Regions from separate parts of the Homo sapiens genome. Here regions 1, 2, 4, 5 and 6 are each linked to region 3. The links are chromatin loops, found by intact Hi-C in ENCODE. Cell type or tissue: PC-3. All regions are shown on one strand. Links, peaks and the distances in the headings refer to the core of each region. The heading gives the core; the rest is flanking DNA. Region 1 has its middle 170 kb from the start of LINC02239. Region 2 has its middle 300 kb from the start of LINC02899. Region 3 holds the start of CDH10 (cadherin 10). Region 4 overlaps CDH10 (cadherin 10). Region 5 has its middle 280 kb from the start of LINC02899. Region 6 has its middle 200 kb from the start of CDH10.

The links. Peaks named below come from ENCODE experiments on the same cell type or tissue, not always from the same donor. Only the 100,000 strongest peaks of a DNase experiment are listed, where the experiment ranks them.
Region 1: it touches region 3 in a loop (8-fold over the local background); 8 of 110 quality-filtered maps call a loop at or near these places.
Region 2: a loop joins it to region 3, with 4 times the contacts of the local background. A loop is called at or near these places in 13 of 110 quality-filtered maps.
Region 4: a loop joins it to region 3, with 11 times the contacts of the local background. A loop is called at or near these places in 2 of 110 quality-filtered maps.
Region 5: a loop joins it to region 3, with 15 times the contacts of the local background. A loop is called at or near these places in 13 of 110 quality-filtered maps.
Region 6: a loop joins it to region 3, with 8 times the contacts of the local background. A loop is called at or near these places in 24 of 110 quality-filtered maps.

Annotation. Positions count from the first base shown.
Region 1 is chr5:25,004,693-25,010,101 of GRCh38, reverse strand. No RefSeq gene overlaps it. Among named protein-coding and RNA genes, the nearest start is that of LINC02239, 170 kb to the right of the region's middle. In PC-3, for the core only: a CTCF peak has its summit at 3,149 (motif pointing right); DNase peaks (open chromatin) are centred at 861 and 3,151.
Region 2 is chr5:24,244,820-24,250,228 of GRCh38, reverse strand. No RefSeq gene overlaps it. Among named protein-coding and RNA genes, the nearest start is that of LINC02899, 300 kb to the right of the region's middle. In PC-3, for the core only: no CTCF peak of the experiment used is centred there; no DNase peak of the experiment used is centred there; H3K27ac peaks cover 624 bases.
Region 3 is chr5:24,640,024-24,645,432 of GRCh38, reverse strand. CDH10 (cadherin 10) reads left to right here and starts at 455. Exons shown (of 12, transcript NM_006727.5): 1 at 455-839. LOC124901174 (a long non-coding RNA gene) reads right to left here and starts at 724. Exons shown (of 2, transcript XR_007059125.1): 1 at 361-724; 2 at 1-122. RefSeq lists an enhancer at 163-758. In PC-3, for the core only: a CTCF peak has its summit at 3,208; a DNase peak (open chromatin) is centred at 3,212; H3K4me3 peaks cover 586 bases.
Region 4 is chr5:24,533,285-24,538,693 of GRCh38, reverse strand. CDH10 (cadherin 10) reads left to right here. Exons shown (of 12, transcript NM_006727.5): 3 at 1,020-1,314; 4 at 2,872-2,991; 5 at 3,415-3,582. Among named protein-coding and RNA genes, the nearest start is that of CDH10, 110 kb to the left of the region's middle. RefSeq lists a silencer at 80-374. In PC-3, for the core only: a CTCF peak has its summit at 2,814; no DNase peak of the experiment used is centred there.
Region 5 is chr5:24,230,771-24,236,179 of GRCh38, reverse strand. No RefSeq gene overlaps it. Among named protein-coding and RNA genes, the nearest start is that of LINC02899, 280 kb to the right of the region's middle. In PC-3, for the core only: CTCF peaks have their summits at 2,887 and 3,088 (motif pointing left); no DNase peak of the experiment used is centred there.
Region 6 is chr5:24,442,523-24,447,760 of GRCh38, reverse strand. No RefSeq gene overlaps it. Among named protein-coding and RNA genes, the nearest start is that of CDH10, 200 kb to the left of the region's middle. In PC-3, for the core only: CTCF peaks have their summits at 2,016 and 2,215 (motif pointing left); a DNase peak (open chromatin) is centred at 2,210; H3K4me3 peaks cover 696 bases.

The DNA of each region.
Region 1 (5,409 bases), core at 310-5,309, 360 kb before region 3:
GTATAACCAATTCTTCACAATTGTAATGCCTACCACAACTGAAATATTCGGTGTCCTATTTTCGAATTATTTATGCTTTTTGGGTTTCCTTCACACACTATGGCTATCCTCTCTTGGAGGTTTTGGCAAAATTGTCTCATATATAGTTCTTTTAATATATACTATACTTGTACTATGGCAATGGTTTGTGTGTATATACACATATGGTATATACACAAGCAAGTGCCTACAATCAGATTATGTTATATACACATACAAATGCCTATTAATGGTTTGCGTGTATGTACACAGGCAAATGCCTATAATCAGGTTTCGGTTTTTGCTTTCCCTAATAAATCTGACTACAACATCGAGGAATAATTCTTAGAAACCATTGCAACTTCTGGAACTTTGACAAGATGCTGGGTTTGCTACCATAAACCATAAACCCCCGCCCCTTTTTTTTTTTTTTTTTTTTTTTGAGACAGAGTCTCGCTCTGTCGCCCAGGCTGGAGTGCAGTGGCGTGATCTCGGCTCACTGCAAGCTCCGCCTCCTGGGTTCACGCCATTCTCCTGCCTCAGCCTCCCGAGTAGCTGGGACTACAGGCACCCGCCACCATGCCCAGCTAATTTTTTGTATTTTTTAGTAGAGACGGGGTTTCACCATATTAGCCAGGATGGTCTCGAGCTCCTGACCTCGTGATCCGCCCATCTCGGCCTCCCAAAGTGCTGGGATTACAGGCGTGATCCACCGGCCGCATAAACCACTTTTAACCACAGTGACACACTGGTATGTCCTATTCTAAATTTCACCAGTATTACTGATTGTACTCATATCACAACTTAGAAGCCATACAAAGCAGAATCTGTTTATTGAATCTGGCTGACTCATCCCAACCCGCTTGTCCTATGTTTCAGTTTAACTCATCCGAATCTTGTTTTCAAATGATTGTGTTCTTACTCAGAAATGACAGTTAAGAAAAAGTAATAATGCTGTTAAAAATTAAAAGAAAAACAATCCCTTGTGCTATGAGGACTCAATCTAACCTTGCTCTAATGTTTCTAACTCATGGTTTAATAATGCCCCCAAAACTATGTACTCCAATATAATATTCTCACCTGTGCTCCATCAGGACTTATTTTCACCCGTGGAGGAGATCACCATCCATGGGTCTATAAATGTGTAAGGGCATGGAATTATAAATAGCACTGTCTCTTAGGATATTTGGCCACCACTCTCTGTATGTATAGCTTTGAAGAAACTCAACAGTGGACTGGTTTCCTCAAACTTTTCCGTAGACACGACCACCAATGTATTTTAGACAGAGATTCTATTTCGAGGAAAATCTGTTAATTATCTACCTGACCATCAAGAAAATAGCTCCATGAATTTTATTGGAAGAACAGTTTTTCCTTGGTGGGGTGTTTTTTTTTTCGCATGAACAATATTTAGAAATATTTTTGTAAGCTCGGGAAATATTGCTGATGAAACTGCTGCCTCCACTGCAGCTCAAGAAAAATCTGCTGATTCGCTGGCTAAGGTTGCTCTAGACAATCACATTGCCTCAGATTATATATTAGCTAAACAAGGAGGCATACGTATGGTGGGAAATACTTGTTGTGTATACATACATACTTCTTATGAAGCAGAAATTCATCTAGGAAAAAATTTAAGAGAAGCCATTTGGTTACAAGTCTCTAAAGAAGAACCAAAATTGAATTTTCTTCATGTTATTTTTTAGTCGGCTCCCTAATGGATAGGTTCTTTGTGTTGTTCTGGCCTACAAAGTCTCTTTCCAATTGCAATTCATGTTTGCATTATATTTCTACTATTCAAACTGTTGGTGCTACGGATAGCTCATTGCATTACTTCTTCCAAGAAAACTAAAATCATGGTATTCCAAAGACTAGAGATAATTCAAGTGACAGCAGCTATATAAATCAATGACTTGAGCGAGTCTCATTTTTGTTAATCTGTGATGCCATCTCAATTCAGCCTTAGGGTGCACTTGAAAAATACCTAATTGAGATAGCTTCTCTTCTTCCTTGATGTGGGACAGGACTATCCAGGAGTGAGCCTTTCCAGCAATGAAGGACAATTTGGCACTTGAACTTTGATAATCAATGCTTCCGAGAAGAAAGATTTTGATCAAAAGAAACTTGAGGAAGAAAAATGAGAAAAAAAGAAGCCTTTTTTTTTTAATCTGAGGAATTTAATCCCTTTTAAATTATCAGATTTGGAGAAGCATTTAAAATGTGAGTAGTCACATCTGCCTCCCACCTGGAGCTAAATAATTACCTCTTGAAGCTACTTGCTATGTGGGCTCCAGACTAAGAAGTGCTAAGTAGCTATAAAATGCCATGCACTGGACATCATAACTCAGGCCCTACAGTTCAACAATGTACACCCAATCACTAATCATCCTTTTTTCTGTAAACCAATGAGAACTCCTGTCAATCAACTTTGTACCAGACTGCTCTTCGTCCTCCTTTGCCTTTAAAAATCTGCTTGGAGCAAAGGTCAAATAGATCACTTCCCTAGGCAATTTGGAAATGTGTCCTGAGCATCTGTTCTCACTTTGTTTCAAGTAAACTCCTTAAAATGATATTTTATGCTGCAGCTTTTTCCTTTTAGTTCAACACGTCTCAGTAAACATTTGTAATATTCTGGAAGTTCAGAAAGATACAATTATGAGTTCTTCCATTTTGTAGACTGCTCTTGGATACATAATTAATTCATTTGAAAATAGTAATAAGATAATTAAAAGCTAAATTCTGAGTCTATGGTAACAATTTCATAAGGAACACAAAGGAGAATTTTTGTAGTTGGCCCATCAAAGCCGAATTTGAAGGATGCTATTTGCCAGGCATCAGACCTAGAGGATATTATGTAACTTCTTTCTGAGTTTCCTCATCTGTGAAGTGGTTGTAATTATTATGACCTCCTCAAGGATATTGTGAGGATTAAATAATATACTGTACATAAACTTGTCAGACAACTTTGGCACATAGCCAGCATTCAGTAAAACATAAATGTTATTTTTATAAGACTTGAGATGGACTTAAAAATATATTACGAATTGGTTAAACATAGGGAAAAGAGAAGGAACTCCAAGGAGAGATTGACTCATGCAAATAAAAGCTCTTAAGGACTGCTGCAAACCAAGGAGACAATAATTCCAGTAGAGGGTGCAATTGGAGAGGAAGGGAAACGAACATGAAGAAATGGGGCATCTCAGATTTGGATATACAAGACAGCTGAGCCAGAGTGCTTACATTTCACAAGATTGGTGATTGTTTTCCAACATTTCTTTTAAGTAGAAAATAAAATCACAAGGTTTAAGGAGGGTTGTTATCCTGGCATTATAAAGACTGTTTGCATATTTCTAACTGTAAAAGAAAGAAAAGAAATATTATAAGACTTGAATAATTGGTGCAGACTGTTTCTTTGAACAAGCAGCCACACTATTTACCCTGAATCATGAGTCCCTTAATTGTGGGTTGTGACTTTGTGCTAAAGGGCAGACTGGTATGTTTTCTCCTTAACTGTGAAATTCTTCACTTTTATTATTTCTCACTTGCACTTTAAAACCCTGTAAATGTTATATTATTACACTATTATGTAACACAATAGCTGCTATCTCTCCCTTCTCTATAATGATCTATGCAAGGCATCTTCTGTCAAATAAGTCAGGACCTCTTGCCAGACGAGAGTGATTCATCAAAACTGCTGAGCTTTTTCATAATCGTTATTCTCACAGTGTATTACAAAGGGCCATTAACAGCGTTTAATTTTTCAGATTGGGTACAGCATGGCAACTTTAGTTTATGTTTCACTGCTTCTCTTTGTAAAGAAATCAATCGTTTTAAAACTGAACTACTCATGACAAACATGCTAGATTCATTAGCATCTGCCCTGGTTGTCTGTATGGAGGTTATATTGCAAACCTGATTTGCATTTTTATCTGCAAGGAGCACAAGGTTTGAACTGCCTAAATGTTTACTTAATTATTGCTCCCATTCTCTTCCACACCTATTTACCTCAAGCCCTCCACAAGCAGAGAGCAAGACTAATTAGTATCTAATTGATATTTTTTCAATAGTGAAAGAGAATCACTTTCAATACAAAGAATATCAGTATACGCTGTAGGGAACACTTAATCAGTCATAATAGCAAATATGGGAGTATTTGTTAGGTTTCCAAAATGATGTATTTTAATTAAGAAGCACCTGGTTGTCTCTACTAAATTTTACTTCTTAAATAGGAAGAGTTTATACCACTCATTTATTTTTTTACACCTTTCCTGGGAGATTATTTTGCAATCACTGAGGTGTTGCAGATACAAAAATGAATAAGATAAGATTTCTCTCAAGAAACCGTTAACCATGGGAAAATCAGACTCAGGAAAAAAAATAATGCAATTACAAGGGATGATAGATTTGTACTGAGTATGGTGGAATCGCAGGAAACAGCAGACTAATTCGGTCTGAAGAGGTCAGGGATAGATTACTGGAGGAGATAGCACATGAGCCAAAGAGAGTGCAGCTAATTAGCCATCAGACTGAAGGGGGGATGGAGAAAAGACATTGAAGTGAGAGAAGAAATCACAAGCATAGCTAGCAATGTGGGGAACATATTCCAAAATTGTATTGCTGAGTATATTTCATGGAATACATTCAAGTTGCATGGTATTTTTCACCATTTACCACCATTCTTTAGATAAGTTTATTTACAGAAAAGTGAAATGTTTCCATAACTTTATATAAAAGATGTTTACATATTAAGTAAAATAAAAATAATGTATTTTGCCTTTCAACAAAGATTACACATGAACAACATTCTTTTGTAAATAATTTTCTGTGCTCCCTAAAGTTGAAATGACCTCCACTGCTCACCTCAATATGCACGTCCTTGAACTCAGAGGACTCTATATATATATATGTATATATATATATATGTGTATATATATGTATGTGTATATATATATATACACACACACATACACATCTATATCCATATAATGGATATATATATATAGATGTGTGTATACACACACACACACACGCGCGTACTGAGTAAACAGTAAAGAACACACGTACTGAGTAAACAGTAAAGAAATGCATTGATTCCAGAAGAGGGTGATATTGGAGAGAGGAGTGAAACAAACTTGAGGACTTGCAATCATTACAGATCTGAACAGACATGGAAAATGAGCTTACATTATTAGACCTGAGAAAATTACCAATTGGTGGCCAAAGTTGATTCTTGACATTCATATTTACCACAATGAAGAGCAATGGTTTTGTGTCTGTAGTGATATATCATTTGTTTCATATTTTTAAAATAATAAATAAAATATAATTTTTTAAAGAAAACATTTAAAGGCCCTAAGAAATATAGAAGTCCAACAGCCAAAGATCGCCAAGAAC
Region 2 (5,409 bases), core at 150-5,149, 400 kb after region 3:
TTTCCAAATTACAAAAAAAAAAAACCCTTACATTTAATTTAGTTTTACATTTAAAATATCTGATGAAGTTTTTGTTACTATGTATCCCTCTTTAGATTATATTCTGAATTGATTAATTTAGAATATCCAAGTAGTAAATTAAAATTTGCCAGAATTCCATTAATTACATGTAATGGACTTACAGAGATCAAAATTCAAATATGGGTACTGCATGACCATTTGTGTTTAATGCTATGATATGGTTTGGCTCTGTGCCTCTACCCCAATCTCATGTTGAATCGTAATTCCCAAAGTTGGGGCACTGACCTGGTGGAAAGTGATTGGATCATGGGGGTAGATTTGCCCCATGCTGTTCTCATGATAGTGAGTGAGTTCTCGCAAGATCTGATGGTTTAAAAGTGTGTGGCACTTCCCTCTTGCTCTTTCTGTCTCCTGCCAACATGTGAAGAAGGTGTTTGCTTTCCCTTTGCCTTCTGCCATGATTGTAAGTTTCCTGAGGCTTCTGGCTATGCTTCGTGTACCAGACTGTGCAACTGTGAGTCAATTAAACCTCTTTTCTTCATAAATTATCCAGTCTCTGGTAGTTCTTCATAGTAGTGTAAGAAAATTGGTATCGAGAGCTGGGTATTGCTTTAAAGATACCTGAAAATGTGGAACTAACTTTGGATCTAGGTAATAGTCAGAGGGTGGAACAGTGTGGAGGGCTCAGAAGAAGACAGGAAGATGAGGAAAAGTTTGGAACTCCCTGGAGACCTGTTGAATTGTTGTGACCAAAATGCTGACAGTGACATGGGCAGTGAAGTCCAGGCTGAGGTGAGCTCAGATGGAGACAAGGAACTTATTGGGAACCGGAACAAAGGTCACTCTTGCTATGCTTTCACAAGGAGACTGACAGCATTGCAACCCTGCCTTAGGCATATGTGGAACTTTGAATCTGAGATAGATGACTTAGGGTATCTGGCAGAAGAAATTTCTAAGCAGCAAAGCATTCAAGAGATAGCCTGACTGCTCCTAACAGCATATGTGTTCACAAAGAGATGGTCTGAAATTGCAACTTATGTTTAAAAGGGAATCAGAGCATAAAAGTTTGGGAAAGTTGTAGCCTGACCACGTGGGAGAAAAGAAAAGCCCATTTTCTGGGTAGAAATTCAAGCTAGCTGCAGAAATTTGCTTAGTAAAGAGAAGCCAAATGTTAAAAGCCAAGACAATGGGGAAAATGTCTTTAGGGAATGCCAGAGACCTTCAAGGCAGCCCCTCTCATCACAGTCCTGGAGGCCTAGGAGGAAAAAACTGGTTTTGTGGGGTTAACCCAAGGTCCTGTTGCTCTGTGCAACCTCGTGACATGGCACCCTGTGTCACAGCCACTCCAGCTCCAACTGTGGCTACCGGGGCCAAAGCACAGCTCAGGCTGTTGTTTCAGCAGGTGCAAGCCCTAAGCCTTGGTAACTTGTATGTGGTGTTGAGCCTGCTCTTGCACAGAAGGCAAAAGTAGGCACTTGGAAGCCTCCACCTAGATTTCAGAGGATGTATGCAAATGCCTAGATGTTGAGGCAGTCTGCTGCAGGGGCAGAATGCTCATGGAGAAACTTTACTAGGGCAGCACAGAAGGGAACTGTGGGATTGAAACCCCCATACAGAGTTCCCACTGGGGCACTGCCTAGTGGAGCTGTGAGAAGAGGGCCATCTTTCTCCAGAATGGTAGTTCCACCGACAGACTGCACCATGTACCTGGAAAAGCTGCAGGCACTCAACACCAGGCCTTGAACACAGACACAGGGGATATACCCTGTAGAACCACAGGGGCAGAGCTGCCCAAGGCCATGGGAGCCCACTTCTTGCATCAGCTTGACCTGGATGTGAGACATAGAGTCAAAGGAGATCATTTTGCAACTTTAAGGTTTAATGACGGCCCTATCGGATTTTGAACTTGCATGGGGCCTGTTGCCCCTTTGATTTGGCCAATTTCTCCCACTTGGAACAAGTGCATTTACCCAATGCCTGTACCTCCATTGTATCTAGAAAGTCACTAACTTGCTTTTGATTTTACAGGCTCATAGGTGGAAGGGACTTGCCTTGTCTCAGATGAGACTTTGAACTTGGATTTTTGGGTTAATGCTGTAATGACTTGGGGGACTGTTGGGAAGGCATGATTATGTTTTCAAATGTGAGAAGGACATGAGATTTGGGAGGGCCCAGAGGTGGAATGATATGGTTTGGCTCTGTGCACCCACCTAAGTCTCATGTTGAATTTTAGTTCCCAGCGTTGAGGGAGGTACCTGGTGGGAGATGATTGGATCATGGGGGTGGATTGATCCATTTTTAAAATGTTCAGTTCATCATTTCACCAGATTATTTGATAACTGCTGATGACCACTGCCTATTTCCATGTGTTTTAATGAAGGATTATAAAATAATGACTTTCTAATCAATTTTCTTGAATCTATCATTAACCATTCTTCTTTTAAATATAAAACAACTATGCTTCATCAATGTTGTCATAGCATTAAGTACAGTCAGTTGAAGAGAGGCATGTACACAATAAACTCCTTCTCTTTACTTATACTTACCCATTTCAGAAAATGGTCTTCCAGCAATCTTTAAAGACTTTTTGCATCTGTTTTTTAATTAAAGATTTTTTATTTGTAATGCATTATTTTATTTTAATGCTCAAATTGTTCCACTTACAACTAGTAGGAATTCTCTGAGAAAACCAAAATCAACTGAAACAGATTCCCCTCCTCCCCAAAAATCCAAAGAATGTTTTAGTCATCATATTAAGAAAACACAGCTGCATTAATAAAGTCAGTGTAAAATTTGATTCGTTTTCTGAAATTACATTTAAAAATGTTTGATAACTTGATGTTCAAATAAAAAGAGATATTTCAGACACATTGACTGATCCAAATGTTTAGTGTGAGACTGTAGATAGTTGCCTTTCTTATAATTAAACTTCTTATCTAGTTAAAGTATCAATCAGATATGTCAAATGTGCCAAGTTCCAATGACTGTTGTTATTGAGAGTTTGAAATCTGAAATTTTCCCAGTGGTCCAAAAGTAGGATAATGGTCCTCTTGCTTAGGTATCTGGACAAAAAAAAATTTCTTTGATAACCAAAATATGGAAAAAATATGGAAAAAAACAAAATATGGAAAAAAATCTATGATCATAATCCAAATCTTCATAAGGCAGTACACATCGTTTTATATTTCACTCACTCTTTTTTATGTACTATCTCTATATCTAAGCAATTGGGCTTCTTATATGCTGCTCCATAGAGCTTTGGATATAAAAGTTTGTAAGTAAATGATCTAGTATGTCTTGAAGTCAGGTGACTTTGTAAAGCAAAAATTATTGGCAACAAAATAAACCCAGTAGTTATATATCACTGTGCACATGTTAATCCATTTTACTAATTACTTTCACTTGCATCAAGTAATTCTAGGAAATATAACAGCTTATTCAGAGAAAAATCTTAATAGAGACGGTTTTGAGAAAACACTACTTTCCCTTCTTACCCTTATCTCTATGTCCCGCATAGATAAGTCATTATGAATAAGATCTTTCACTACAGCTTGTAAAAGGGTAACGTTTTATTACTTTTAAAAAAGTTAATAGTTTATATCTTCAGTTAGGTCATCAACTAAGTGCTTGCTGTTAGAAAAAGAAAAAAATGTTCATAAATATCTTTCTAATTTTTATCTAATACATTTTAAACTATACTCAGAAACAGCATTTTTGAGTTAGATGAGGTGGACCGAGGTCCAGAGCTGCCACTTATTGAATTTATGGTCTCTGTCAGATCACAGGACTGAACTATTTTCCTCATCTTAAAATAAATATAATATAGGGCCTAATTCAATTCTTATTATGAGAATTTAACAGGATTTTATGAATGTGTGCACAGGCGCATGTAGATGTGTGTATTACTTATAATCATATCTAGTAATAAATTCTTAATAAACATAATAATTGGTATAATTATTATGATCAGTAAGAGTATTAGCCTATCAGAATCTTAAATTTATCCTTACCAATAATGTGTAAGAAAAAGTAAAACTAGCATGTAGATCCCATTAATTTTAAATTTCTTTTATAGAGTACTTTCTTGCAGTTGCAATATTTTTTTCTAGTTATGAGTCACTTCCCATTAGAAAGGTTAAAGCTTAAGAGGTAGCTTAATTGTCTCAGGCCATAGAGGTAACATTTATACCCCTATGCGGTTATTGTTAATGATGTTCTGTTAACTCAAATATTTCAAAGCAACTTGTAAACATATATTTTCAAGGAATATCTCACATACCAGAAGGATGAGACTAATCTTATATTTCTTTCATTTACTACTAGTACTTTTTGAAACTGAAGTCAACCTTTAAAGAAGGCAATTAAGTTATGAGTACAAAGGAATGTACACTGCTCAGAGATCCCTAAAGTACTTAAGCATAATGAGGAAATTTGGTGATGATGGAGAATTTCACTCATTTATCAATTACTCCAATGGCCATTCTAATTATTTGGATGCACCGATTTAAATTATAATGAAAAAAATTCATAACATCAAATCCAGTGGCAATGTGATTTCACTCTGTACCAAGCAGTCTATCATAATAAAGCTGATATTCTGTTTTCATGGAAAGTACTATTTCAAATTATTTTTGATTGCATATCATACCTAGTATTCTGAATTATTAAACTACTAATATATGCACACAGAGAAGAAGGTTTATGAAGCACATCAACGTGGGTGGATAATAAATGTTGCAGTATTTTTTATTGTGATTAAATAATCATTGGCCCAGGAATCAGTATACTGATATTTTAAAATCACAAGTTACAGAAAATAAAATGTCCAATGTGTTATGCACCGTCAGTACAATAACATGAAGTAATATACTAATATCAGTCCCATACAAATGATTCCTGTCAAAACCACACCCTGTTAGCCTTCTCTGTCCTGATTACCTATCGGGTCTCCCTGCTTCTGAACTTGTTATTCTACCCCTATCTCTCAGCTGCTAGTTATCTTTTCAAAATATAAGATAAATCATAACATTTAGCTTTCAGAACCATCCAGTAGCTTTTTGTAACTCTCCAAAATCAAAATCAAGTCTTTAATATAGTTTTGAAGACACTGCATGACTGAGTTTTCCTCCCTCCACCTCTCTAACTGCATTTCCTGCTATTGTTCTTGAATATCCTCAATCTTCTTGCTCTTCCTGACTCCAAATACGAGATGGTTCAATAGATCAGTTCTTCCAGGTTCCTGGTCACATAACACTATATTTGAAAGATCTTCCTTGATCACTTTATAAAAACTAACAGTCTACCTTGCACAGTTTATCTCTCTTATCATTTCTATTTTTTAACCTTAACACATTATTTGGCATTCACCGCAGTGCTTACTTCATTCGT
Region 3 (5,409 bases), core at 221-5,220:
AATGCAAAGATTAGGCAGAGAAGACTGGCTCGCGGACATTCCAAAATGATGAGCGAGGTATGCACTCCTGTGACAATAAGCAACAAGAGAAGGGATTTGGAAAATCAAGCCGAGAAAGTTCCCTGAAAGCAAAAAATAAACATTTAAAATCACAACGAAAAATCACTCTGGTAACATATCAAATCTGGTTGCAATTTGACTTGGCGCTCTGATAATACTTGGATTTCGGTAGTCTGGTGTAAGGACGGTGCAGGAATATATATTCCAGAAGAACTATCTTTTTTTAAAAAAAATTGCAAGAAGCAGTCCTGTTCCTGAGATTGTATTACGGACACAGGCGGATTAGATTGGGCTGATTACCTTAGCCTTGAAACAGAGAGTCTTTCTGCCCTGCGGGGGAGGGGACGCCTTTCAAGCAAAGCCCTCCTCTCGGATGCGCCCTCCCCTCGCATTCACTTGCAAATCGCTGTGTGCTCGCAGAAGCCAGCACTTCCACAGTCTCTAACCTTCCCATGGCGAGTGCTGCAGCTCTATCAGCAGAACCTTTCTCTCCGTGTGAGGAAGAGCTTTTTTCCCCCCTTTCCTTTTTTTTTTTTTTCCTTTCCCCTTAATCAGAAGCACTGAATGAAAGCCAATCAGAGAGAGCTCGCCCCCGTTTTCTTCGGTTCCCTGCTGTCCAGAGTTAAAAGTGATGCTGAGAAAGAGCTTGAGTTAGATTGAAGTAGAATCAGTGATAGAAAATAACAGCCGAAAACAAACAAAAAGGGGACATAGTGACAATTTCTCCTGGGTTATTTTGGCTGGAACCAACTTCCATTATCCAGAAGCTGATAAAAAAGGTAGGAAGACTTCACCTCTTTCTTTTAACTCCGTTAAGGTATTATATATTCCTCCACTTGAGGGGTGGGGGGGGAGAGGGAGGAGATAAATGTTTGTTTTTAAGTTGTGTTTAGCAATTATTTCAAAATAATTATCTTTAATACTTAAATAAGCATACAACTCTATATATTTAATTCTAGAAACAACTGCTTCGAATATCTATATAGGCAATGTAAAGCTGGATAAATTATATATTATGCTCAACAGTGGGTCATGATATTAGAGTTTGTGAATTCATTCACTTGGAACAAATGCTAAAAAATATGTTATGAAGTGAATTTGTCATGCCCAGACTTGTTCATTTTTATTTTAAAAATCAGTTCAAGAGATAACATTGTTACTGTGAACTCTAACATCATCTAACATTACTTTGCATTCCATATGAATGGATTCACTCTGCACTTATTCGTAGTCATAGTTCATTGTACGTTCAATATAAACAGAAATGACAGGCAGAAGACAGATTCCTTGAAACTGTCAATGGTCACTAAGCATCTACATAAATACAATAGATTGACATTCATCAGAAATAGAATAGGCAGAATTCTTATTTTCAATTTTATATCTGAGTCAGAAGTATTGGGGGGAGAGAGGTAAAGAGAGGGAGAGTAAATGCATGTAGTCAGCAGTTGCAGCATTTATTGTTTCTGCTGCAATAAAATCCATATTTTATGTGTTGTTAAATTAATGCAGCATATTGCAAGTATAAATGCATGTCCCCAACAAGTAACTATTGATAGCACTGTAACTATGGGCAAAAGCAGTAGTCTGAAATTGTTTTTATGCCACTAAAATAAAAACCTACTGTCTCCTTATTATGAAAAAAGGGGAGTCTACAGGTACAAAGACAAATATTGTTTTAAAAATGACCTATCATCTTTTGCTTTGAAAAAACAGATGTTTCCTATAATTGTGGTCCTTCATTCCTTCATTCCAGTGAAAGCTTCTATTATCCAAAACTGCACATCCATTACTTCTCAGCTCTTTGGAGATACATTATTTTTTCTCCTCTTTTTTTTTTTCTTGAAGGATCTGTATTAAAAATAATCTGTCCTTCTGATGTTGACAACTGTTATACTTCAATGCATATGTTAGTAGACTTTCTCCCTCCATACCATCCCCCTCTCTATCTTCCTTTAAAACGTAGCTACAAGAGCTTCTCTGTGGTGAATAACACTTGGCAAGAGTGTGCTCATTTTTTAGGTCTGGTATGGTGAGGATTTTTAATTAGTAGAACTTTCATGAAAACATTATGTCATTGACAGAGCCGTATGTTCATTTTTAGTTAAAAGTGATGAAGAAGAAAGAAAGAGGTTATGTCCTAGAAACACAGGTAAATGCTAAGTCGCATAGATAATCTGCACCCCGCTCCCCCGAGTGTACTAAATGTGGCACATATGTATTCAATGTGCAATGCATAAGGAAGTAATGGTTTATTTGGGGAGGGATGTGGTGAAGAGACTGGAGAGTGCACAGGTGTAAACAGCGTGGATCTGTGCCTTAGGGACACGTCAGATGCAAACCCATTCTGATGATAAAAATATAAAGAAATACTTCTTTCACTTTTTTTTTTTTTGGCTGTGTTATTAAAGTGTGAGTCAATGTCTGCTTTCATTAAATCAGATACTTCTTGGGTTTCAAATACTTGCTGTGAACAAATTGACTTCTCTGGTGAATGCATACGCCTTCCCTGACTTCAATCAAAGAATAGAATTTCATACACTTAAAGGTTTGGGGGAAAAAAAACAACAAACAAAACCAAAATCTCTGGGAAATGGGAAAAAAGAAGGTAAACTGTATGAGCATCCACCTACATATGCATATGTGTGAAGTCAATGGTTAAATTGTTTGGTACCTGATTAATGCTCTAGGTGATGTTCCTTGATGTTTATAGAAACTGTTTATTAATTAGAACAGTGCTATGCAGGTAATCAATTTAATATTTCATTGTTAGATTTTTACCCACACTGGGATTTTCTTTAAAAAAGAAAAAGAGAGGATACAAAACTGATTTTAATTTAGAGTGATATTTCTGACACGTTATTTACAAAGTTAGTGTAATCTGGAAGAGGTATGTTTTTTTTCTTGTTGAAAAATAGACTACTTGAAACTGGAAAGGTTAATTCCAAAATATATGAATCTTGCATAAAAAATAGGGTGAATTTCTTGACCTTTACTTAATTTTTTATATAAGCAAATAACTGAGGCAAAGTATATACTATCTGGGGGATTTCTGTGCTTATGACTGATTTCCTATGTCTCTTAACCTACTTTGCAGTAAGTGATAACACGTCTTACTGGAATATGTCATTTTTATACCAAATCATTCCACTAGGCTGCAGCACAGCAGCAGTATTGGCTCTGATGATGCTGAATCAGCAGCAAAGTGAACCATATTCTTGTTAAGTGTTATTATCAGTAATAGTGTTTCATAGTAAGCAATTAATACAAACCAGTGATGCAAACCCAACTATCTCTAGTGTAGCCCTTGGGTATTAAAAGCATTAGCCATATTATATTCTGATTTCTACTATGCAAATTACATTCTAATACTGCTGTCACATTAGAAGTACTTGTAAAATACTGAAATTATAAATAGAAAAACAGTAAAATTATTTATGCCAATTATAAGTAATTTTATGCAGATATTTGATCTCTAAATTTCAGGTCTATGTTTGAAAACTCTACTTTCAATTAACCCAACATATTATCTGGAATAGGGTTTCAAAAGAGACAACTTACTAACCATATTGTATTTAACAGTCATGTCTGGAATAGATTGAAGTTAAAAACCAAGTAGCAAGAAACATTTCCTCATCCTTCTTAAACGTATACTGAGCAATGGTAAAATTGATTAAGCGTTATACTAAGTACAATATATGGTTCATATTATGATATTTTAAGTAGTAAAAAGAAGCGTTCTCGGAATGACACTATAGATGCATATTTGAAAAACTGAAAGTTAGCACAGACAAATCTATTTATCTTTTCTTGACACTTACACAGACCAATGAGTTCACAAAAATATATTGTTTTGTCATAATTACAATAATCTGAAATCTACAGAAAAAATACAAGTCCTAAATTTAAAAGAAAATCTGCCTTTTTCCTTTCTAGTTGAAACCTTTGGATGATATTCACGGAGCATTCATATAATTTTCTGCATTTACCCCAATAAGTTCAACCTTCAAAATTACAGATTTTTTTTTCATGCATAAGAACAAGAAACAATTTCAAACAATTACCAAGCAATGCCTGTTTTCTAAGATAACAATATCAGCTCTGGGTCGCCTGTGCCCTCTTCTTTTCTGACTGTAGAGCAGTCTCACCTCACTTGACATTTTAGTATGAGCCCTTGAGCCCTTTTATAATCCATTTCTCCTGTCTTTCTTGAATAGAAGGGCACCTAAAGCGTATAAGTCCATTTTGCTTTTCCCATACCTTCTTGTCATCACTCACTTGAACTAACTGTAGACACATATTGTCAAAAAATAAGACCCATCACATTAAATTTGTAGATTTCTGGGAATGTATTATTCTTAATGAAATATTAACAATGATGAGTTGAAATAATCTGACCTGTTTAAAAATTATTAATACAACTTTTGCTTAACTCTCTTATCAATGCAACTTCTCACAAAAAAGTAACTCTTGATTTTTTTAAGAATGAAAGTGCTTTATTTTCATCAGTTTCTTTATATTTTTATCTGATTTCTTTCTGGCAATGTATGTGATGACCTATACACTTTAAGAGACATTGGTTAAACATTATGGAACTAAAGAAAGGGAAAGCTGCAAATTAAATAAGAAGGAATACAATAAAATCACATTTTACATCATTTTAGGAAATAAAATGTAGCATTCCTTCAAAATAATGCCTGCCTGTGGGAGATTGAAATGCCTTCATATAAAAATGCCTTTCAGTAAAGGGTTTCGTATCCTTAGAGAGTTTGTCAGAAACATTATAAGCACTTTACGAAATCACATGATTTCAATTTTCAATCTTTTCTTTTTTTTTTTCAAGAAAGTAGTCTTGATTCAACATACTCTATATGATGTGATGATATAAATTAAAGTTAAATGACATTTCAAGATTCAGGACAGAATTAAACAATAGACTATAAGATATAATACAACATTGCTTCACAACAGGAAATTCAGCAATAAATGACATTTCTAAACACTTCAGAGCCCTGCTGATCCCCATAAATTTAGCAGGTCATCTTCTCCCTCTCTCTCTCTTCTACCCCATCTCTCTTTCTGCAAATCTATATCTATTTCCATCTCCCTCTCTTTTTTCCTTTTCTCTCCTTCCTCATTTAAAACAATTACAAAACTCCTTGATTAAATTTCCCATGTGCTTTAAAAAAAATTGCCCTGTTGTAAAGTTATATTTCTGTAAATCTTGTGATTTTTATGGCCAGTATTCTATCATCTGCCACATTATACATTATATTTATTACACTATCCTTTGCATTATAGCACAAAGTATATGACAGTTCAGTTGGCTAGAATCTATTCTTTTAAATG
Region 4 (5,409 bases), core at 145-5,144, 110 kb after region 3:
TCTTCTTTAAGTTAATTGCCCAAAGGTTAGACTCAGTCACTAGTACAGTAGTATATGTACTCCTAAGCCTGTTGGCTAGCCTTAAGGGCATCTGTTGAAAAATAACCTAGATGGAATTTGTTCATGACACATGAACTCCTGGACTGGCATTTGCACTAGGATGGTGTGTACATTGGGCTGAGATGTCCACATGAAGGCATGCAAAGCTCTTTGATGTGATGAAGTGATTCTCAAAGCTTCAGTGTGGTTATGTTACAGGCTCAGGAAAAGAAGCAAGACACAGGCCTTGTATTGCCTTGTTCCTGCACAGAATTTGTCCTTGTAGGTTTTTAAAAAGGTAGATTTGACAAGGCAGGAGGCTAGAACATATTTTATTTTATAGTTCATTAATTTTATTTATAACTTTAAAATTTACAGACATGTGTTATGTAGATATCTATCTGCTCTGAGTACTACAAATATTTGTGGGGTAATCGCTGTCTATTGTATAAACCAAAAAATAATGTATGTTGTTTTTAAAGTAAGAACTTTGTCTCCTACAGCTTTGCTTGTCTTACAGTTCTTAAGACATTACTAATTCATCAACAAAAATATGATAGCTAATAACAAGTTTATAGCAGATTTTGTTTTGCACCATTTAAGAATAAAATAATCTTTCATTCACAGAAAGAGATGAGAGAGCAATGTTTACACCCACCTATCAAGACTGATATCTTATATCTGGGACAGAATTTATTTGCCCATAAAAATGAATATTTACCAAGCAAAGACAGGAGCTTGGTTTAATTTTATTACATTTTTTTCATTTAGAATAAAAAGTATCCTGATATATAAAAGGCTATTCATATTCTTTAAAGTGTATAAATGCGTGTGATCAAACTTATTCAGCTCTCATTTCAAGAAGTAGGATAGCCGACCCCGTTGCTCAGTGATGAGACATGAAAGACCTTCTGCGAATTCTTTCAGCATCCTGCACCTTTATACATGATCATGGATATACTCTTTTTTATTTCCCCTAGCTACATTCAGACCAAGATAAAGGAGATGGATCACTCAAATATATCTTATCTGGAGATGGAGCTGGTACTCTTTTTATTATTGATGAAAAAACAGGTGATATTCATGCCACAAGGCGAATTGATAGGGAGGAAAAGGCCTTTTATACTCTACGCGCACAAGCTATTAACAGAAGAACTCTGAGGCCAGTAGAGCCAGAGTCAGAGTTTGTGATCAAAATTCATGATATCAATGACAATGAGCCAACGTTCCCAGAAGAAATCTATACAGCTAGTGTTCCCGAAATGTCTGTTGTAGGTAAGTTCATTTACAGCGTTTATGATGGTATTCAAAAAGTGTTTTAAAAATCAAGAAATTCTTATAATAGTATAATCAATTAATTGAAATCCTCTTTGATTTGCTACCATGAGTACATATTTATTTATTTTTTCTTTTAGGAGACAATCAGAAAAAAAAAGATCAATGCAATTTACACTTCCTACAGATTTGTGAATCTTTATAATACATATAGGTAGACACTCTCCTCAAAAATCAAGAAAATATCATTGAACTTCAGTAGAAAATTGTGAAAATAATTTTTTTGTCCCTTGGATTCAGATAAAAGTTGTATAAATTTCTGATCCCAAATATAATATAAATACATTTAGAATACCATAGAGGTTATATAATCTTCACATATACTCTAGTCATAATTTACCGAAAAATTTCATCTGGAATATGTACTATCTACATATTTCAATTGAGGAAATTGATTAGAATTTTTTTATTAAACATCATAAAAAAATCCTATCATTATAATTATTATGTATAAAACTCTGCTGGTATCTTTCAACTTCTTTGAAATCTTATTTTCGAAAAAAACCAGTTGAAAACCTATGGTTAAATACATACTGATACAGAATTACCAAGTTAGATTGTGGAACCTGTAAAACATAAGGCATGAAAAAAGGTAGAAATATAACATTCAAGAAAGTAGAATTTCTCTTTTCAATGTACATAAATGGGAGATGTATCTGTAGGCCAAGAAAATTAAAACTGCATTAATTTTTTAAATTAGATATAGAATGACAGGCAATGAAAAGCATCAGAGAACAGTGATAACATTTTTAGAGTCATATTTTTGGATTTGGTAAGAGAATAGACACTTCTCAAATATGTGTGAAGTTGTTTAAACTGATTAAACAAATCTAAAGCTTTTTTTTACTTGTAACAGTTATAGTTGTACATTTTCAGACTCTACATTTCTCAAAAGCATTGTTCTGGGATTGTTATTTAATATTTACTTCATTAAATCCCAAGAACTTCTGGCAGTCATCTCACTATAAAGTCCTTTTAAATATCTTGAACTTTATTAAATAGATTTTAGTAGTTCATGGAACTTGGGATCATGTTGAATTGTTTCTAAATTTAGAATTTAATCTATTCATAAAATTGTATTCTAGAGCAGATGTTAATTATTTTTAGAGTTAATTAGTGGAGAGGGGGAAGAAGAACATACTTACTCCTGTGTGATTAGATATGCCCTTTACACAAAACAAATCTATTATGTGAAAATGAATTTCAATATCCAACTTGAGCATTTGTAAAGTGACTGTATTTATTATATTCTGTATGCTAGAATTATTTATTGCATGCATAAAAATAGACATGTTGACTAAATAAATATTATGTATTTGAACTCAGAGTTTACCTGTAATAACACTATATATCTACATATTCATCCAAATTATATATGAAAGTTTCTTTAAGAGGTCATGATTAAAGCCAGAAATCATTCAAGTCTTCAATGAAAACCAGTGCTTTTGCTCCTCCTTCTGGTACTGTGCAGAACTAAGCTGAATTTGGATACTTCAGGTACTTCTGTGGTGCAAGTCACAGCTACAGATGCCGATGACCCTTCATATGGGAACAGCGCCAGAGTCATTTACAGCATACTTCAAGGGCAGCCCTATTTCTCTGTGGAGCCTGAAACAGGTCAGGAATCATGAATTGCTGTTTGTTCATTTGATCATCTTTATGACCTTTATCAGTAGAAAGACCATGGGAGAATAAGAACAAAACCTTAACATTAATACTCACAGATGAGTGAAGACACAACACTTAAAGATATAAGAACTCAAAGTTAAATGATAGAGTGAACTAATGGAAACCTCTGTTTAGATATTTGAACATATAAGCATAGGCCACTCAAAGCACATGTGGTATTGCTAGGAAAGGGTAACACAATACAAATGATATTTCCGCAGAATCACTTTTATAATTTCTAGACAATAAAAACGAGTATCAAAACGTATCTTTCAAAAAAATCACTAGCTTAAAAATACTTTTTGTGGACTTAATAAAATAACAATGGAGATTTCAGTGAAGATAATGGAAGTTTTTTTATATTTTCTCAAGGTATCATCAGGACTGCTTTACCGAACATGAACAGAGAAAACAGAGAGCAATACCAAGTGGTCATCCAGGCCAAAGACATGGGCGGCCAGATGGGAGGCTTATCGGGGACAACCACTGTGAACATCACGCTGACAGATGTCAATGACAACCCACCACGTTTCCCCCAGAGTAAGCACCCTTTAATGGTCATTCTGCCGGGCAAAAGATTTAGAGTAAAAAAAGACAGACAAAGAAAGAAAAAGAAAAGAAAAAGCAATTGTCATTCATTTAATTTAAAACATATTGAAAATGTGATACAAAAGTAAACAAAAGGTGTACATGCTGATGAACTCACTGTTATTAAAAGATAAAATTGAATATTACAAGCATATTTCACTCAGAGACAGGAAGACCTATGATCCCAAACCTCTTCATATGTGAGCCTGGCATCTGTAATTGTAGTTTAAGAACTGTTTCTTTCAGCTAACAAAAGGAAACAATGTTTATTAGAAAACAAAGTCATAATTTTACAATAAATATGTTTGTTTCTGTTTCAAATTAAATAAAGGGGAACCTAAATTGAGGACAATTTTTTTCGACAAAAAATCTAATTTGACAAATTATAAGAACTAAGCCAGAAAGCACTGTAGATCGAGAACCTCCGAAAACTATCTGACTTGCATTTAATGTTATTATGTGTGGAGTGACAACCTTAGTATAACATTTTGCATTCCTGATCTATGCATAGATCTATTTTGAACTGACCTCTCAAATTCTTAAAATAGATTAGGAATAGGTAAAGAACCTTTAGCTCCTGACCATAGAAACACATGCATTTATTCTTCTTTCTTGTACAAATTTGGTAGATTACATGTCTGCTCGCATACTAAAGAGGATGGTATCAAGTCTCAATGGACACTCCCAATTTTTTGCTTTGCTAAAAGATCCTGTATTTAAAGATAGAAATTAGGGTCATTAGAAATGTGACACAAAAAAAAATATTCGACTACAGCCTATGTCCTGAATGTCCAGTATATGCTGAATATTAACCTCTGAATTGGTCCCCCCACCATTTTAGTTTGTAATTTACTTTAAATACCTTGTGATAAAGTATTAAAATTTAAAGGCAGTAGCTTTTTTTGTAATATTTATCTTTATATTAAAGGCCGTTGCTCAGAGGAATTACTGTCTAAGAATTAACAGCATTGTTTTGACTCTTTAAAAGCATTTTTTCTCTTTTCTGTACTATTTTTACCTAACTTTCATTATTAATAGTGCATGATTCAAATTAAATTGTTTAAAAGCATGTATTTGGAAAGATTTCAAAATTCATATAGAATTTTCTTGAGCACACTAATCACGTACCTATATATTTGTGACAGTTTTTGATTAGATATTTAACGTATGCCCATCAGGTCTGCTGCTGTGGTGCTGGGCTCCAGAACTCATAGGGCAAGGCATGTGCTTATGCTTTTTTCAATTAATTAGGTTTCAGCTCCAGGTTACCTTTAATATTGGTAAGAAAAATAAAACCAATAATAATCCTGCATATTTCTTAGAACAAGTTTAAAGGTGTGTGCTGTTTAAAATTTAAATTTCACATTTTACAAGTATTTTTGACCACCTCTTAGCTCGAGCCTTTTACCAGGAGAATGAACATGCAAATTCAGCACAATAAACCATAACTAATTAATTGCATAATCCACAATGAGCAAAACTATTACTGGAGAAAAAAAGTATTTTATCAGTAATAAATTTCCTTTGGGAGTAGTATTATATTTTACATTTTCAGGAATATATATACACATGTGTCTAAAATACAGTCCATTTACAAATGACACATTTAATAAGTAAATTAAATCTACCTCCAACTCCGAATGTATAGTACAATACATTTAGAGGATTTTAGATCATCCCATATCTTGTCTCATTATTATTATGACTATTATTATTGTTATTATTATTATTATTTTTGAGAGTGAGTCTCACTCTGTGCCACAGGCTGGAGTGCAGTGG
Region 5 (5,409 bases), core at 163-5,162, 410 kb after region 3:
GAATGAATATTTTGTCCCTCCCTAATTCATATTTGGAAATCCAATTCCCAGCGTGATGGCATTTGGAGGTGGGGCTTCAGGAGGTAATTAGGTCATGAGGATGAAGCTCTCATCAATGGGACTAATGTCCTTAAGAGAAGAGGCAAAAGAGCTAGGTCACTCTTTTCCACCATGTTAGGATAAAGTGAGAAATTGTCAGTCTGCAACCTAGAAGAAGGCCCTTACTAGAACCAGACCATGCTGGCACCCTGATCTCAGACTTTCAGCCCATGGCACTATGAGAAATATATTTCTGTTGTTTATAAGCCACTCTATCTATGGTACTTTGTTATAGTAGCCTGAAATGACTAAGACACTAAGTATACAATACATGCAAGAAATCAACTCACATGTTAAAGCATCAGGATATCCAATATGAGGCATTAACCAAGAGTGCCGCTCAAAAGATCATGTTTTTAAGATTTTTATTTAAATATTGTATAACACCTGGCCATAAGCGTAGGATGTAGAGCGTTATATCATGCATTTCTGCCAACAAGTCCATTTAAGTTTGTAAATTGTGTTTAAGAATAGAGCCAAATTCTAATTAGATCTGCTATATAGATTAGTTGTCCTCACACAACTTTGTGAGTATAAATTTAGTTCATGAATTCCAAGAGTTATATTTTGTATATGTGTCACTTGTCTCAATATTAAATCCAGTGACTAAAAGCATACATATCAATGTAATTTTTTATGCAAAGTATCCAGTGTAAGATAGTTTGGTAAGGGATCACACAATTAATTAGTTATATAGGGACTGAATTAATTAATGCAACCACTTCCTGTAACATTCCTATGTTGAAAATAGTTTTTAGAAATTTTTTGTTGTTTAAAAAGCTGTGAGCATTTAGTATCATAAAAAAGCATAGAAACAATAAAAGAAAACATTTTGCAAAAGAAAAAAGTTGACAGGATAAAGAGATTTTTTTCCAAATAATGTCTTTTTTTGTGAACAATTTTAACCATTGGAAACAGTATCATGCTCAAAAGAATCATCCTTTTATATTCTAACATTAAAAAGTAATATATATGTTATATATATGTAAGTTATATATATACACATGTATGTGTGTGTGTATATATATATATACACTTCCATGCATATATATATATATATACACACTTCCATGCATATATATACACACACTTCCATGCATATATATATATGTATACACACATATACACCTCCAAGAACTTTTAATTTCCAAATTCTAGAAAAGGCAGAGCAACAGCAAATTAGTTCAACAAAGACCTTATCAAAGAACACACAAAAACCAAATTCTATTTCCAGCAGCATTGACTATTTACCTAAATTACAATCATCAGAAAAACCAGCTGCAACTCTGCTCCTTAGATTTTTGCTCCAGGCAACTTAAATCTTAGAATTACTTCTGGTAAACGGATCTAGGAAAATGAAATGAGATATCTAATTGTTGAATTAAGCTCCAGAAAAAAAATGAAGTCATTTGGTAAGAGGGTATCTCCCACTAAAAGCTTATAATATCTAAATTTTAAAAGAATAACATCCATAAATCTTCTATGTATTTTCTTGTTTTATTTAATCATGTTGCTTGTTTGTTTCATTATGCTGCCCTGTGTTTATTGGGGCCTAGTATGCCTCCTCTCCTACCCCTGTTTCAGTCTTCCCCAGCTTAAGAATTTTCAAGGGTCTGCAAAATTTATTACAGAGCAAAGTCACTGGAGAAGCTTGTCAAAGATCCAAACTCCCAAGGCCTAATCCAAAGGGTCTAATTTAGCAGCTCTCCAGGCAAACCCAGGAAAGCTATTTTAATTGTAACAACCATAGCAACAAAACCAAAATTATTCCAAATGATTCTGATAAAGATAGTCTACTGGGCAACCTTTGGAGTCTCTGTCTTGTTTTTTCCAGGGATAATTTTACTTTTTATAAAAGAAATATAGTAATGCGTTTAAAAACTCAGGTAGCAAATAAGGGAGAATATAATTAATTAAGACTTTTCTATCTCCACATTTCTCCACCTGAATTTCCTCTCCCCATAAATAACTAATTTTAACTCTTGGTTTCTCTCTCAGATTTTCTGGTGGGTTCCTCTATCTACAAAATGATGTGTCTATACTTACTTTTTTCTTTTTATCTGTATCAATTCTCCTATGATTACTAAGGGTATAGCACACTCGAATTGCCAAACTTCTTCACTCTCATTTAAAATATTACTAATTTAGACCTCTATATTATAACCTTAACTCAATATTTAAAAGTAGTTAAACATTGTTCTGTACAAAAATTTTTATGCAGATTTTAGATCACTCTCATTTGTTTTGTTTTTGTTTCTACGTTGATTTGCAGGGGATTTGAAAAGCTATGCTCAAATTTCCATTATTTCATTTGCTTTGGAGGGCATGACTTTTTAAACAGAGGCAGTAAGCATTGCTAGTGACAGTCTTGGTAAAAGCACATAGGGGTTCTTCCTAACTCCTTACAAAATTACCAGAAGCAGTTATAAGACTGTGTGCATGATCCCTTACTAAACTTCGAGTGAAGTGGAATAGGTCTGATGTATTATAGATACTATGTGTCCCATTTATCTATGTTAACTGGCTAAATCTTTTGTGCCAGTATAGTACATAATTAACATGTCAGTATAAAACTGTTCACTACTTGGAAGAATAAATTCAAATTCCATTAAATAAGGATCATCACCACTTTAATGGTCTGCATGTTGCATTTTAATAGCCATATAAGTAACCAGAAAATTAAATAGGTCTTTTAACTAATATGTATTTTCACATTTGAGTGTACTCCTGGCATAAGATAACTGGGATGGCTGCAACTGATCAGGTTCCATTAATGTGAGATTGCTTGTGAAGTAGTACATTTTCTAATATCTCCTGTGGAAATGTTATGCAAATTATTTGTAAATGTGAAATCCTCAAGAGCAAAGCTACATTAACTGTTCCTATTGCAAAGGTATGCTCAATAATTTACAACCCATCAATGGAGGAATCGGAAATAAATTGTTTCGCTGCAGTTCCAAAACGCAGTAGAAATGTAAACAGCACCATCTTCTGGATTATATGAATTCTCATAATTGTTTCATAGGCTACTATACACTTGTTCAACGTTACATGTGTTCACTATATATTGTGGTTTTTAACTGTTAATTTTAAACATGACAATTAGATATAGACACAAACTCAACAATGTATGGACAAAATCTAAGCAGTTTTGTATACATTCATATAAGTACAGAATTATAACCCAAGTATAGTTGAGAATACAGTAAATAAAAATGTATTTTTAATCTTCATTAACTTCACTTTTATGGTCATTGTCAATTTATGAAGCATCTGATATGGGAAAAAAGCACTTAATAACTCAAACATTTCCTGGGGAAAGTAAAACAGAAAAATAGATAATCAATATATACACTCAATACTCTTATCCTAAAATGCAACTTCAGATAAATTATTGAAACTCTAATAACTGGGAGAAAGTTATTTGATCATTTCCCTAGCTCACTGATAATTAGCCTTAAGTTGATAAAAGTACTCAAGAATAAAAGTGCCTGCTAATAGTGTTATATTTTCTACTGAAGTGTAATTCTAATAATTTAATTTTACAATTTGCCAGTACAAGGACAATATTTGTGATGCCTTTATTTTTTTAGCTTACTGAGAATTTGAAAAGCGAGCACCATTACGAGAAAAAACAGAGATACAAGGATTAGAAAGACAGATAACACCAGAGTATAATTAGTAAACTATTTTACATGTATATACTCTGTCATTCATACCACAATAGCTCTTTGACTTTCTTCTGTGTTCTGTGGCTGAACCTTGTACTTTCTGCAAGCCGTTAATGTCTCTTGTCATCAGTTTATTTTCTTTTCAGTGCAGTTAGACCTGCCCTTTAAATACCACCTCCTTAGTCATCTCAATGAGATGTGAGTCCCTTCATCTATCTCAATCAAAAAAAAGCAAACCTTAGGCCAACCTAACCCTCTAGGCTGAATAATATAGGTTCAAATCATGCAAACCCCTGATAGATCCCACAAGGTCTCAAATACTGCCTTTCAATTCCCCTCCCTTCACCAATATTTAGTTTATCTCCTGTTTGTTACTGCAGATAACTCAAAACTACTCAATTAGATTTAAAGTTGTTTATGCTTCTTGCTTCCCCTTCACTTTGAGCAATACATTTATTTTGTAGAAAAATGTAAAACACCAGGTGTAAATTCCCTCAATATATTGCAATACTAAATACAAATTACCTACACCTGCGCCCATTATTTCATTATTTCCTTTCCTTAGGATGGAAGAATTGCCCTAAGTCTCATGGCAAAACCCTCCAGTTTGAGTTTGATATGTCTCTTCATCAAGCATATTCTCTTTATACTCAGATTCAGCTACATTCTCTTCCTTTCTCTCTCTTTTTCTCACCAATACACATATGTCTAATGAATAGCCTCTTAAATCTCTTCCACTACTGTAAACAACCCAACAAAATGTTGACCACCTGTAGAATTAGGAATTGTACGGAAAAAAATCTAAATTTGCTATCGTTAATGTCTTCCTATTTCATGATGCGCTAATGAAGATTTAACTAGTGACTCTGTGAGTGTGGTTTCGGTGTGAGTGTTGGTTGATAGTTTCATTTGTATTAACTAGTAAAATAACAGTGAAATAATGCAGCTGTATGTTGGAAATTCGTTCACTTGTCAATAATGCAAGTGATTTCTTTGCTGAATCAGAATAATATATCTCCCCTTTTTTGTTACTTAATATGTATGAGGCACGGACATAACACACTTTAAAATTTAATGTAAATTATCAATGTTTCCTTACACTCTTATGTCTGGGGATTCAACAAAATAAGTCAAGTTCTGACAGTTTGTTGTTTCATATTTATGTGAAGGAAATAGGCCCATCACAGACAGTTTTAAACTCCAGAGTGATGTCACTGAGTACAAAGTTGAAAAGACGGGTTCAGTAGCATACCGTTATATAATATTTCTACCACATAGGTATAATAGGTAAATAGTCCAAACACACAGATAATAGAGCAATATAGCAAAACAATTAGAAAGTATGGGTTTGAATATTTATTGGAATATATTTAATTGTTATTTTTATATTATTCAATTGTTATTATAATAAGTATGTTTAGTAATCAGCTCTCAAAATTCCTAAAAATGTAACAATCAGCTTTTGTGAACTGGAACAAATTGACTTCAACTTGTGTTGTCATAAGCTCAACAGTTTCACAAATTACATTGTTCCCACCTGTGGGTACTTTGATGGAGATGAAATAAATACCAAATATCTCTCCCACATGACTTCTAAACAAATCAATAAATTAAAAATGTTTACATGGGAACCAAAAAT
Region 6 (5,238 bases), core at 239-5,238, 200 kb after region 3:
CTTTGGTCTCTTGGCTCCCTCCCAGGTTGTGGGAAATATTTTTTCTATACAAATCTTGATTTTTCTCGTAACAAAAGTATTGAAGAAAAAACAGTTAAAAAAACAGATTAAACAAACCTTAGTGGATAGTTCAAATGTAGTAAATGGGGGAAAGAGAAGACACAAAGAAGACTATGAAGTTCCTTATGGGGATATTGGAGAAATATGGTTGCCACTCCTTGAGCAAAAGAAACAAAGACTCAAAAAAGAAGCATATTTTCAAATTAAAATTATTTTATTTATTAAATCAACAAACCATGCAAAATATGTATGCAAAGTGCAGGATATTCAATGGTTAGTGTGAGCTTGCACCATGGACAATAGAAAGGCAGGGATTTTTAAAGCATTGGGATAAAATAATAAAGTGAGTAATACATACACCCCATGAATAGAACACAGTGGTATTTGAAATAAAATAGATGCAGCAATGAACTTGGAAACATTTGTTGTCAGGTAATGTGGGGAAATGGATTTGGAAGAGCTAGACCATTTGGGTTCCTCACATTCTTGCTCAGAACCATCAGTAGTGGAACTTGATCTTGGACTGGAGCAGTGAGGGCCACCCCTTGGAGTAAAGACATAAAGAAATGTTCTTGAGAGCTAATTATTCCCAGGAGGGGGGAACATCTCATACCCAGAAGATATGGCCCTGGTACATACCTGCCCTCCATACATTCTGTTCATTTTATACAACATCTGGGATCATATCATGACAAGGCATAATAAAACTGGAATGGGGTTTGCATATCATCATAATAATAAATAGAATGAGAATCACCAAATATTACAGAAAAATTTCATAATGAGACCAAGGCAACAAATTTAACTAATATAATTAAACAGAATATAGATAATAAATAGAAGATGTTAGAATGAATATAATAAAAAGCTTCAGAGAATTGACTTTGAGTATTTTATCTGTAAAAAGAATTAAAAAATGAACTTGGAGATTGAATTTTTATCTTCAAAATAGTGCAGATTTTTATTGGATAAAGCATATTGTGTAATTTTAAAACACTGTCTTCTTTTAATGGAGAAAACTTACAAATAAAGTGGTTGTCTTTGCCTCATAGCTTCTTGAGGGTGACCTTTCTTTCCAGTGAAGAGCATGCCTAAATATCTTCAAAATAATGCTGATTGTATAAGAGAAAGAAACAGACCTTCTCTGCAATACAATATCAAGACATTCACAATTTTCTTGACTTTGAACTTTTGACTTTTTTAAGACTATATATGCTTAGTTAAAACAAGCAAAACCTTGTAATTCATGCAATTGATTTTTTTATGTGAAAATTACCCAAAGGTATAAGAAAGGAATATTACGTTTTATAATGGCATCTAAAGTCCGTCTTGGCTTGTTGAGCTTACAGAGTTCACATTTCAACTTGCATTTCTGAATATGATTATGGTATTAATTTCTCTTTTGCTGTGTGTGAGTTCTTTGAGGTTAGGCGTCATTTTTTCTTTTGTGTTTTTTCACAGAAATTGTGTGTGGGACCTACCAAACAATAGACATTCAGTCAATGTCTTATGAATGAATGAAAAAATGATTATTTACAAACTTGTTTAAAATTCTTTCTTTTTGTCAACAATTCAACATCTTCTAGAAATGAGTCTTTAAAAGAGTAATTATCTTATTGTGTTACTTTGTGACTTGAAACAATTTTTTAAAGAAACAGTGTTATAAACCAGCTGTAAAGTTAGCTCCAACTGGAAAGTATGTGGGAAGCAGCCTACTTCAACATTTAAAAAAAATATAGACAAAAATGACCTCTTTCGGCCTGGGGTGGTGGCTCATGCCTGTAATCCCAGCACTTTGGGAGGCCAAGGCAGGCAGATCACCTAAGGTGAGGAGTTTGAAAAGAGCCTGACCAACACGGTGAAACCCCATCTCTACTAAAAATACAAAAATTAGCAGGGCGTGGTGGCACGTGCCTGTAGTCCCAGCTACTCCGTGGGCTGAGACAGGAGAATCACGTGAACCCTGGAGGCGGAGGTTACAGTGAGCCGAGATCATACCACTGCACTCCAGCCTGGGCGACAGAGCGAGACTCTGTCTCAAAAAACAAACAAAACAAAACAAAAAAACCTCTTTCTTACATCGTGCTCATCCTTGTCCAGTTTCTTTCACATATGTGATTTCCGAAAGATTGTTCCTTTGAAATTATTAGGAGATTGCCTGACATCTAGTGGACACCCACTAAATGCTTGTTAAATTATGCTGTGAAAGGACAAGAGAAGGAAAGGAGGGCAATGGCAGCTGAGAGTGTAACACAACTGAAAATGCCCCAAACTATAGCTCAGTTAGGGAGAAGGGGCTGGCATCTTAGAAGCTTCCTGAGGCATTCTCTAAGAGGAGTCTTCTGAATTTTTCAAACTAAGAGGAGATTCAGAATAAGACACAGTAATCTAAATATCCACATACATCTTAAGAATAGAAAAATTTAATAAAAAATATAGTTAGGATTACATTGGTAAATATTTAATTATAATTTGTACCATACACATATAAGTTAATGACAATATAAAAGATAAATTGTGAAGTTTTAGTCTGACTAGAATGCATTTTGTATTTTATGGACAGTAATTGAGTCAGCAATTCTTTGCTTATTTAGAGGCTGAAAATCAAGAATACTCACATTATAAAAGGAATCAGTAAAAAAAAAATAGGTGAATAAAGAAATAAACATTTCACTTGGAACATATTAGGTCAGGTGTAACTAGATCATGAAAGGCGTTAACTTAGAATATGCTGTATACTATTTGAAACAGCTAAAAATTATTTCCTATGCTTCTTTGAAAGTGATGGATATAACTTTACACATTTGTGCATTTTTAGTATTTACAGTGGCATTTTTAATGAAAGATAGTGAACACTCCATTTCTCTTTCTTGAATTTTACACACCAACATTATTCAAATTAAAGTCCTTTATAAAAGATAACCCGATGTGTATACTCAATGTGTCTTCATTACTCAAATTCACTGTCTATCCATTCATTTTTGGCCTGAGACCAGGTACAGGCACAAACACGATAAGAAGGTGGCTCTCACTGAGAGGAGAGAGCTTGTGTTCAGCAATTGGTGTGGTGCCACAGTGTAAGCTGCCAAGCACAAGCACAATTTTGCTGGACACCTGTGTGCTCCTGAAAGAATCTGACCTAGTTGTGATGTGGCCCAGTGCCATAAAGGCAGATGGAATTTCAGAGCCTTAAAATAAAACATATAAATCAGCTTTCATGTGGAATTGATCTCCCTTCAAAATAATATCAAAATTCATGTAAATCAGTTTGAACAGAGGATGCATGCCCTTTTAAAGTTGTCATTAACTAAATTTCAGTCACTAGAATTAGTATCAATGTTGGGGTTATGTAATTTTAAATGTTAACCCAATGTTATATGACAATCTCAAAATGATATTAAGGAATCATCTAGTTTTCTGGGATTAAAGAAAAGAAAAACGAAGAAGCAACAGAGTTTAGATGCCAAGGAAAGGAAAACGTAAAAAGTCTAATTTACTTGGCTATTTTAATATAAGAAGGAAAATGAAATTTTTTTGAAAAGATGAACTTAGCAATATAATCAATATTGATTCTTTGTCTTCCCCTTTGTTGTTTATTTTTAAACTTCATTCAAGTTACTGCATAATCACCCTCCTACTAGAAGCAGACATAGAGGAGAGAATCCAGGTGAAAGCTCTGTCTAGTAAGAGGCGGCATGGCCCAGGGGTGACATATTCTGAGTATGAAGTCAGATATCCAGGTACTTGGATGTCAGCTCTACCTTCCACTGCCTCTTGCACATTTGACACATTTTAAATGAATCACACCAAATCTTATTTTTTAGGCCCTATTGTGATGGTTAATTTTATTTATCAACTTGGCTAGGCTATGGTGCCCAGTTTTTTTGTCAAACACCAGATGTTGCCATGAAGGAGTTTTTTTTTTTTCTCATGTGATTAACAATTATGATCAGCAGACTTTGAGTAAAGCAGATTATCCTCCATAAGGAGAACCCCAATAAGTTGAAAGCTTTAGGAGAAAAACTGAAGTTTCTTAGAGAAATAATGCTGCATCAGGAGAGTAACAAAGAAATCCTGCCTGAGTTTCCAACCTACTGCCCGTCTTGAAGATTTCTGACCTGCCAGCCACCATGATCATGTGAGCCAAACAATTCCTTAAAATAATTTCTCTTTCTCTCTCTCTACACACAAACACACACACAAGACACACACACACACGCACATACATACATACATACGTGCAGTTGACTCTCCAATATTATAGGCTTTATTTTCTTCTGCCTTTGCAATCCCTGAGACCGCGAAACCAACCACCCCTTTTTCTCTTTGTCCTCAATCTCAATACTCAATGTAAAGATGAGGAAGATGAAGACCTTTATGATGATCCACTTATACTTAATGAATAGTAGATGTATTTCCGCTTTCTGATTATTTTCTTTCTTTCTTTCTCTCTTTTGAGATGGAGTCTCACTCTGTCACCCAGGCTGGAGTGCAGTGGCACCATCCCAGCTCAATGCAACCTCCACCTCCTGGGTTCAAGCGATTCTCCTGCTTCAGCCTCCCAAGTAGCTGGGACTACAGATGCGCGCCACCACGACCGGCTAATTTTTTGTATTTTTAGTAGAGACAGGGTTTCACCATGTCGGTCAGATGGTCTTGATCTCTTGACCTCGTGATCCACCCGCCTCGCCTCCCAAAGTACTGAGATTACAGGCGTGAGCCACCACGCCCAGCCTCTGATTAGTTTCTTAATAACACTTTATTTCCTCTAGCTTACTTTATTGTAAGAATACAGTATATAATACATATAACATACAAAATATGTGTTAATTGACTGTTTATCTTATTGGTAAGCCTCCCAGTCAACAGTAGGCATTCATTTATTTATTAGTTACATTTTTGGGGTGTCAAGAGTTATATGCAGATTTTTGATTGTACAGGGTGACAGTGCGCCTAACTTTTGTATTCTTCAAGAGTCCACAGCAAACTAATACAGGAGTTGAAAACGAAACACCTCATGTTCTCCCTCATAAGTGGAGTTGAACAATGAGAACACATGGACACAGGGAGGGGAACATCACACACTGGGGCCTGTTGGGCGGTCGGGGGCAAGGGGAGGAAGAGCATTAGGACAAATACCTAATGCATGCGGGGATTAAAACTTAGATGACGGGTTGA